2 separate regions of the Homo sapiens genome follow, and region 1 is linked to region 2. The links are chromatin contacts, found by Hi-C or POLR2A ChIA-PET in ENCODE. All regions are on one chromosome and are shown on one strand. The core of a region is the stretch at or near the end of the contact, and the rest is flanking DNA. Distances in the headings are between cores, read along the strand shown. Region 1 has its middle 110 kb from the start of SVIL. Region 2 overlaps SVIL (supervillin).

Region 1 (4,616 bases), core at 1,998-4,497, 120 kb before region 2:
CTTTCTATTTAGCATCTTGTATAGGCCTAAAGTTCTCAGTAAGAATTTTCCACAACAAACAAGTGAAATGCATGTGACAATGCATGAAAGTCTTGTCCCAGCATCCTCACACTGCTGACAACACTGAAAAAGCCTCAAGTGACTTTCATTCAAATAGGTGACTCCATGAAGGAACAGTGGCTGGAATTTTAATTTACAATAACTAAGAAAAGTCAGTATTTATTAACCACTTGCTATGTTTAAGATATTATCGGAAGTTCTTCACAGCTGTCCTTAGAACGGGGTACTATTATAATCCCCAGTTTGTAACTGATCAATAGATATTATAGATTAAATAACTGGCCCAAAGTGACACAGCTTTGAACCCAAGCTGGCTGGCTCTGTAACCCTTGGAGGATGGAGAAGCAGATAAACTACGGTGCTCAACTAGAAAAGAAATGACAGCCAACAGGAGGCTGGAAGGAGGGAGTGGCAGGTGAGGTAGAGAGCAGGCAAAAGCCAAGTGGGCTGGGCATGATGGCTCAAGCCTGTAATCCCAGCACTTTGGGAGGCCAAGGTGGAAGAATTGCTTGAGGCCAGGAATTCAAGACCAGCTTGGGAAATATAGTGAGACTGTCGCTACAAAAATTAGCTGAGCATGGTGGTGTACGCCTGCAGTCCCAGCTACTTGGGAGGCTGAGGTGGGAGGGTTGCTTAAGCCCAGGAGTTCGAGGCTGCAGTGAGCTATGATTGCATCACTGCACTCCAGCCTGGGTGACAGAGCAAGACTCTAACTCTGAAAGAAAAGCAATGTACTGGTGCAGGGAGATGTCGCATCCTAATGAATGCTACGTATTGTTGGGTTAAGCTGATAAATCCCTTTTCATGGATTTTTGGCCATCTCTTACCATGAGGGCCTAAAAGAGCCTTCTGTGACTTGTGGTATGCTTTTTACAACCCCTTTGGCCAAAGATGGCATTGTTCCCCAATGTAGCTGACTCTGATCCACATTCAGTCATTTCCCTCAGAGGACAAAGGTTTGCCATTAATTTTAATAGCCAAAAGATAGTTGATAGTGCCCGAAGAGGCAGCAGCATAAAGAAATAACTACATGACCTCTAGCTATGACAGCTGCTTTGAAAAGGAGGAGCAACTCCTGCTAAATTAGTTCTGCCCCACCTATACTGTTAATTTTAATTAAAACCTTTGTTTATGTATTCCTCTTACTACCCAAACTCTTGTGAATTTTTAAGATATTAAAGAAGCGTTTATTAATTATACAATTAGAAATCAGGCTGGGTGCAGTGACTCACGCCTGTAATCCCAGCACTTTAGGAAGCCAAAGTGGGTGGATCACCTGAGGTCAGGAGTTGAAGACCAGCCTGGCCAACATGGTGATATCCCATCTCTACTAAAAACACAAAAATTAGCTGAGCATGGTGGCAGGAACCTGTACTTCCAGCTACTTGGGAGGCTGAGGCAGGAGAATCACTTGAACCTGGGAGGCAGAGGTTGCGGTGAGCCAAGATCATGCCATTGCACTCCAGCCTGGGCAGCAAGAGCAAAACTCTGTCTCAAAAAAAAAAAAAAGAAAAAGAAAAAAAAAAGAACAAAAAAAGAAATATAGCTGTTTTAGTCCATTTTGTGTTAGTTTAACAGAATACCTTAGACTGGCTAATTTATAAAGAAAAGAGGTTTACTTGGCCCATGATTTTGATGGCTGTCAAGTCCAAGATTATGCAGCTGCATCTGGTGAGGGTTTTGGGCTGCTTCCACACCTGGCAGAAAGTAGAAGAGGAGTGGATGTGTGCAAAAAGATGACATGGTGAGAGAAGAAGCAACAGAGAGAAACCAAGGAAGCTGGACTCTTTTTTAACAACCAGCTCTCTTGGGAATGAATGCATTCCAGTGAGAGTGAGAACTCAAACTTATGGGAGTCTATTATTCATGAGGGATCTGCCCCCATCATCCAGACATCTCCCACTAGGATCTCCCTCTCAACACTGCCACATTGGAGATCAAATTTCAGCAGGAGTTTTGGTGTGGTCAAACTATATTTAAAGTATAGTAATAGTTAAAAAGTCTTCTCTGTATTTAGAAAAAGAAATTCAACTGACACCCATCTAGTTTAGTTTCAATGGCTGAAACATGGCTGATATTAGAAATAATATCAAAGAATAAGAATATTTCAGCCTCCAGAAATTTTTCAAAACCACTTTTTTTTTTTTGCCAAAGCATCCTGTTTATTTCCCATCCCGAAAACTAAAGAAGTTGAATAATCTGGAACCCATTTTAAAGTTTTGTTAAAATTCATGCTTGTCACAGTCTGATTTCTTTCAGATTTTGTCCATCTTCCAAATTCAAAATATAATTCCATAATAATATTCATGGCTAAGTGTATTTCTTTTTAAAAGTAGGAGAATAGAGAAGCTGTCTTCCAGAATTTTTTTTTATTATAATTTTGGCTGTCTCTGGCCCACGCTATTTGTCTCCCTTTAAAAAAAAAAATTTTTTTTTAAGTCCACATTCCCCTGGCCCAAGTTTCAATTTTTCTAATCTGCCCAGACCAGAATAACTAAAGCAACAACAACAAATGAGGAGCAATAATATGTATTCTTTATTTACATGGCAACCTTCTTTTACAGATTCTAAACTTTAGACTAGGGAGTGAGAACCTTCCCTTCTAAATATTTGTGGGCTGGATCTAGGTTCCTTGGTTAAAGGCTTTTAATATGGATGGAAATACTTGGCATAACTATCAAGGTTATAGTTTTCTAAGGACTGCTTGTTATTTTTCTTTGTTATATAACCCTATCTCATCTCTGCCCCTCTCAATAGGCCTTCCAGACTAGCGGACTATCAGAGATTAGAAAGCTCTGCTGGTTAACAGAACACATTGTTTTGAGTGCTGCAGGCCGCCCTGGGCTTCTTAGATCTCCGACTCTTAACACAGAGAAAGCAGTACTTTTATTTCAGTGAAGGTTAGCTTCATAACAGACTTTTAATCTTGGAAGATTCGTGCTGAAAACTGGATTAGGAAATCCCACGTCCCTGTACCTCTTGCCTTTGTTTGGGAACCTTGGAGAACAACGGCTGCATCTAGCAGCAAACCAGTCTCTCTTCCCTTCTCTGTGTCACTAGCATCATTTCTGCCTACTCCCCAATAGACTCCAGCCAAGGGGACTTCCCACACCCAACTTGTACATTTTTACCCACCTCCAGGCCATACAAGCCTTTACAGAGCACCTACTGTTTGCAGAGGGAGCACTGTGTTTCACTCTCCAAGCTTTGCTTAACTGTACCCCTCTCCAAGAGCTCCATAAATCTGGGCTCTCTGGTGAGCACAGCTCCAGCACTGCCTCAGGCAGTTGTCACTTCAGCTTTTTAACTGTGACCCACAGGGAGGAATACATTTGACAACACAACAACCCTGCACACACATAAATACAATAAATACATACAACTCATAAATACAGTGAACTGAAACAAAAGATTTCATGAAAACAATACTTCCTTTTTTTTGGAGCCAGGGTCTCGCTATGTTGCCCAGGCTGGTTTCTAACTCCCGGTCTCTCGCCTTGGCCTCAGTAGCTAAGGCTACAGGCGTGAGCCACCATACCTGGGTTCAATGCTTTTTCTTACTATGTAGGATGTACTTTCGTGTTTTTACTTCTACTTCTGTTTTATCAAAAAGTAATAATAATAAAGCTGGTCTTTATCCACAAAATTGATTCCAGGACCCACAGTTTGAAAAGCTCTGTGTAAGGAACCCAGAATATTTAGAAGGCATAGAAGCTAATTAGGGATTCTAAAAGATGAAACTATATTTTCACTAGGAGGTGACTTAAGGGAGAATGTTCACAAGTATTATCAAGGAAGTGAGGATTGCCCCAAATAAGGTATTTGCAACAAAAGCTATGTTTGAACAAATCCTCTGACTTTCTAAGAATTCATTCATTCATTAAAGCAAACACACACACACACATAATTTTTTTGGAGCATCAAGTTTAATCTAGACTTCAAACTTGCAAAAATGGGTAAGACCTTTGCCCTCCCCCAACTCACAGGTTAATGAAGGACACAGAGAAGTGACCTGGTGATTACAGTCCAACATTTGATGGCTATGACTGCAACTTAATTGGGTGCTGTGGGAGCAGAAGGGGGTCCTTAGTTCAGAAAGAAGCAGGCAGGCTTCTTGAAGTTGGTGACTCCTGGAGGAGGCTGGAAAGGAGGTGACACCTTCTCTCTAGACCAAGCAAGTGTGTTCAGAGAGCATGGAACCTCTTGAATATGCAGGGCATTGGGCACAAGTGGTCCCTATGGTTGGAGTGAAGGGTGCAGATGAGGCCATAGCCAGAGATGGGCCACGGAGCTTGCGTATTTCTCCTGGAACATCCAGGGAATCCATTGAGAGAGTTTAAGAAGGCCTGCAGGGTCATCAGGTTTCTGTTTTTGAAAGATCACTGAAGATATGGTGTGGGGGATGCTGGCTCAGAAGCCAGGCTGGAGCAGGGATCAGGAGGCTGGCGTCAAAAGCCAGAGGGGAAATAGTAGAAGGGCCTGGACTGAGGCAATAGTGGTGGGAGTGGGAAAGAAGGAGGCCTCTGGGAGGCATCAGGGACGCTGTATGAAACCAA
Region 2 (4,978 bases), core at 126-2,625:
TTAATGTGTGCAATGATAATTTTTAAAACATGCATAGTATATACATAATATGTCTCCATTTACACGGTTCTGATGGCTTTCTTAATATTGCTAATACTAAAAAAACTTTAAAAATTATTATAATTTGAAACATGAATTCTGATTTCTAGGCTTCATGATACCTTGTGGAAAGAAGCTGTTATTTCTTCTTAGGATTGGTCATTTTTTCTTCTCTGTTATCTTTGTGTATGTATGTATTATACATGTATGTGTACCTATGTATGCGTAACATCCAAAAAAATCCACATTTAAAAAAAATGTAGTTTGCAATAATCTTTTTAAAAATGTAGTTTGTCATAATATTTTTTAAAATGTAGTTTGTAATGAGGAGAAAATGAGTACATGACAATCGAGTTTGATTTTAGTAGAGCAAAAATTAAAATCAACCCTCAGCTTATGCTTTGGTGTTTGTTAACTCAAATTTAAAATTAGAAATGTGGTAATTATTTGGCAGTTGTGGCTTTCTCAGGGAAACCATATCATATTGTATGTGTGTGCTGGCCTTTAAAAATAGATATTGCCACGAAGCTCATCATCTGAATTCATGGCCGACTCCTGGAAGTGGTGGGCTTTGGAAAGCAGGGCTGTGAGTTTGGCTCTTACACTTCCAGGGAGCTCTCCATTCCAGCTTTGGTTCCCTTCAGTCCATCTGTGGTCAAAGCTCTTTTGTTTTCAAAGCTAACTGCTGAAGAGTAAACACTCTTGACCCTGACTGTAAATATGTGTCATACGTCTGGTTAGTTTTAGTTTTAACTGAACAAAATCATTTTGGCAGAAGAGTCATTAAAGTTTGCACAAAATCCTGACCTTCACATCCCTGGTTTTCCTCACATACGCATCCGCAGGGAGTCACAATCCATTTGAAAATATTTCTTCTCTGGGACTGAAAATCTCCTAAAACGTGTATTCTTCAGCAAACAAAGTATCTCATAAAATGTAAACGTGGATGACTGGGGGAATACAATTTTTTTTGCGCATAATGACTTCTGTCAGTCCTCTAAGAAATTCAAAGAATTTTCACGGCTTCCAGTTTAAATTCTAGCGCCTCTGGCCATGGCCATGGTTTGTTCTGTGTTTGATTATCTTTCCGTTCAGGGGTTCGATTGTTACTGGGCTACTTTAGACAAAGCTACCTGGATCTTGAGTTGCCACTTTTAGCCCAAAATCCCCTTCCTACCTGTTTAAGGGGCAGTGGAGCACTTGGTGGCCACACTGGCTCTCTGTGTTAAGGTGTTTGCTGAAAATTAGCTGTCTACGGTGGCCTATGCCCGTAGTCCCAGCTACTCAGGAGGCTGAGGGGGCGGGAATTCCCTGAGTCCAGGAGTTTGAGGCTACAGTGAGCTCTGATTGCGCCACCGCACTCCAGCCTGGATGACAAAGCGACACCTTGTCTCAAAAAAAAAAAAAAATCTGCTGCAAGAGCTTATTTGTAACCTGGAAGGAAAGGAGTAGTCCAGGGTTTGGGGCAGAGCCTATTGCCTCTGAAAAGACCCAGTAAATTCTCTGGGGACTGCTTGTATCCTTGTAACTAGATAGTCGTCACACATGAGTGAAAAGAAGGCATTTGGGCTTTGAAGGTGGTCAAGAGCGTCCAGGCTGGGCCAGGCATGGTGGGTCTGTGTGAGAAGCAGAGCTTAGGAAGGCTGGGGTCTGAACATGCTTTGACTTTTGCTTTGTGCAACCAGTAATCCAGAAAAATCCTACCTGAAGCCCCAGAGGCTGTGCTTCTTCAGCAGGGTGTCATATTGTCAGGGAGCTGCAAACAGCCTGTTGTAGTCAGAAAAGACGGTGTTTTCCTTTCCACAGCTTTATGGACATAAAATAAAACTTGAATTTGACAAACAATACAATAAATCCTCCTTTCCCAAAAATTACGAGTTGAGGTCATGGTTCCTAATCGGAACTGTGTGCAGCTGTTGGATTTTTGGCGCTTTCTAGAGCTTTCACTAAAATCAAATGCATTTAAACACCCTCCCTCCTCAAGAGGACAGGATTAGCCCGCCTCCCCAGGAGAACAGTGCTCTGCTGCCTGCGTCAGCAAGCTCCTTACACAGTGGTCTCCTGCCTGTGTCAGCGAGCTCCTTACAACAGTCTCTGTGCACGTCCCATCACTTTATCATGGATTAGAGGCTGCAGGATGTTTTCATATGGCCCATGATAATGTAATGATGGCTGGTACTTTAGGACTTGAAAACCTCTTAACGTCTTGGCCAGACTGTGGACTGTTCTTTCAGGCATCTGTCTTTTAAATCAGTTATCTCCATTTGCTGTCAAATTTGGCCTGCATTGGCCGGCTTTATTATTTCTATTGTTCCATAGAGAGCCACACTGAAACTAATTTGAGAAAAGTGTAATCTCTATTGAAAACTTGGAGTCCACCAGCAAGTAGACTGTATATTTTGGAGTGTCCACCAAAAGCTCATAGTCACTGTCACCTCGTAAGGATGCTTCCAATGAATCTCCAAAAAGTAGTTTACATCTGCATCCTTGGTGGAGATTTTCTTAAGTAGACAGAATTTCTCTTTTTTTTTCTTTCTTTCTTTTTTTTTTTTTAGATTAGTTTTCCTTTTTCGCCCAGGCTGGAGTGCAGTGGCACGATCTCGGCTCACCGCAACCTCTGCCTTCCGGGTTCAAGCGATTCTCCTGCCTCAGCCTCCCAAGTAGCTGGGACTACAGGTGCGCACCACCACGCCTGGCTAATTTTTTGTATTTTTAGTACAAAATACAAAATAGAGAAATACATTAGAAATACAAGTACGATGCTCTTGTCAGGGAAGAAAAACTCTTTCTTTATCCTCTCTTGTGCAATGACCAGGGGCCTGCAAATGTAACTGACAAAAGTCAGGTTCACAGCAGAAAAGAATACAAATGTTATTAATAATTTATATGTATGGGAGTTCACAGAAAAGAAGTAACACTCAACAGATCAGACTTGGGAGCTTATATACCTTTCTTCATAAAGGAAAAGAGCTTTGGGCTTCAAGGGATGAACAATTGTGCGGAAGCAACTGGGAAATACACGGGGGAAACTAGGGGAAGATAAGCGTTATTTTAGTGAGGTTTGTTTGTGCAGACTCATCTCCATCTCTGGTGTTAAGAGTTGCACTTCAGCCAGGTGCGGTGTCTCATGCCTGTAATCCCAGCACTTTGGGAGGCTGAGGTGGGTGGTTCACCTGAGGTTGGGAGTTCAAGACTAGCTTGGCCAACATGGCGAAACCCTGTCTCTACTAAAAATATAAAAATTAGCCATGCTTCGTGGCGTGGGCCTATAGTCCCAGCTACCCAAGAGGCTGAGGCAGGAGAACTACTTGAACTTGGGAGGCAGAGGTTGCAGTGAGCAGAGATCACGCCACTGCACTCCAGCATGGGTGTGACAGAGCCAGACTCCATCTCAAACAAAATAAAAAAGAGTTGCACTTCCCCTTCCTGGTACAGGAGTGGGAGACACCTGAACAAAGGGAAGTTTATGCCTGGCTTTTAGGCAGAAAAAGTGGGCGCAGAGATCCTCCGTTGCCTTCAACTCAGAATAATCCTTATGCCAGAGTGGCATATTTTGAAATGGTATATTCCAGACCCTGCTTCATGCTTTACATAAAAAATATCAGTGCAGTACAATAAATCCTAATATCAGATTACTGTGTTTTCAGTGTGACATTTTGTTTATTGGAATCTGTCTTGTATGTCAGTTTATTGTATATTTTACTTGATTTTGGACTAACTTGCATGTATTATATATCACAATTGCCCGAACCTCAGAACGAGTTTACACGCTTTTGTCTTAAAAATGGAAATACAGGCTGGGTGCGATGGCTTATGCCTGTGATCCTAACACTTTGGGAGGCCGAAGTGGGTGGATTGCCTGAGTTCAGGAGTTTAAGACCAGCCCGTGCAACATGGTGAAACCCTGCCTCTACTAAAATACAAAAATTAGCTGGGCAAGGTGGCACACACCTGTAGTCCCAGCTACTTGGGATGCTGAGGCACGAGAATCGCTTGAACCCAGGAGGAAAATAAAAAGGAAATGCAATTTCTCAAATAGTAAAGGTTTAATAAGCCACCCACCTATGTGCTGAAATAACCTTGAATTGATAAAGATTTAAACAAAAACTAAATTTGGTCATCTGTATAAGCATATTATTTAGATATGGGGTATCATGCCATGTCATTGCAAATTGTGTAGGAAAAGCATCAACTTCTGTTTAAATTTGCTTGGCTGAAATAAATGTGAGGAAGTCAGTGTGGGAGTTTATGGCAAACTCTGAATTATTCTGAAAATAGTATATTTCAAAGAGGCAGATATCTCTAAACAAATCTGAACAGGATTTGGAAAACATTTTTGTACTTAAATTTGATATTATGCCTGATATTTAGGACTTCTAACCATTACTGCCCAATGCTTGATATATAGCAATAAATATTTGTGAAATGAAGAAATTAATGAATGGAACACACATACTTGAATGAGCAGAAAGACTGAAAGTACACAGAGCTGAAAGCCTGTTTGATTTCTTCATCTGTCAAGCTCCCTAGTGAAAATTTGCTTTGTGACACTTCTGATTCATTCAAACCTTCTCCAGAAGGAAAGTAATTAAGTGTTTTTGTTTTAGATAGTTCCATTTTTATACTGCAGGTGACAAGCGAGGAATAACCAGCTTTAGCTTTTAACACAATGAGTAATTAAACACAGAAGTTACTGCCAACAAAATTGAAATCAAATCTGTCATTTGATCCAGTGCTGTGTTGCATTTGCTTTGTGAATTGGTGGGGAAAATATGGTAAATAATAATACACCATTGTATGTTAAGAAACAGCTGGGAGAAGTAGGATCATTTTAAAAGGCTAAGAAACAAGGTGGCAAACATCTAGAAAATTCTTTAATTAAAGCTAAAGCAAATGAGATAAGATCAATCCTTCGATTGTGATATGATAGTTTTTTAAA

What was found. Hi-C counts contacts between places; a loop is a spot of excess contacts on that map. ChIA-PET counts read pairs that join two places held with the same protein, here RNA polymerase II (POLR2A). Pooled maps may share reads with other maps.
Region 1: a map of gastrocnemius medialis shows a loop between it and region 2 (4-fold over the local background). The contact joins two enhancer-like sites. A Hi-C loop is called at or near these places in 9 of 168 maps with a recorded cell type or tissue (CD14-positive monocyte, Caco-2, HepG2 and 5 more) and 6 of 50 pooled maps. POLR2A ChIA-PET finds 5 or more read pairs at or near these places in 9 of 52 experiments (A673, Caco-2, H1 and 5 more).

What each region holds. Positions count from the first base shown.
Region 1 is chr10:29,739,447-29,744,062 of GRCh38, reverse strand. No RefSeq gene overlaps it. Among named protein-coding and RNA genes, the nearest start is that of SVIL, 110 kb to the right of the region's middle. Within about 2 kb of position 3,247, at least 4 of the 41 ENCODE cell types and tissues checked have a DNase peak (open chromatin) inside an H3K27ac peak, as active enhancers do; they include tibial artery, where a contact is called at or near this core.
Region 2 is chr10:29,615,193-29,620,170 of GRCh38, reverse strand. The region is part of intron 1 of SVIL (supervillin); the gene reads left to right. Among named protein-coding and RNA genes, the nearest start is that of MIR938, 15 kb to the right of the region's middle. RefSeq lists enhancers at 835-1,464, 1,465-2,095. Within about 2 kb of position 1,375, at least 21 of the 41 ENCODE cell types and tissues checked have a DNase peak (open chromatin) inside an H3K27ac peak, as active enhancers do; they include tibial artery, where a contact is called at or near this core.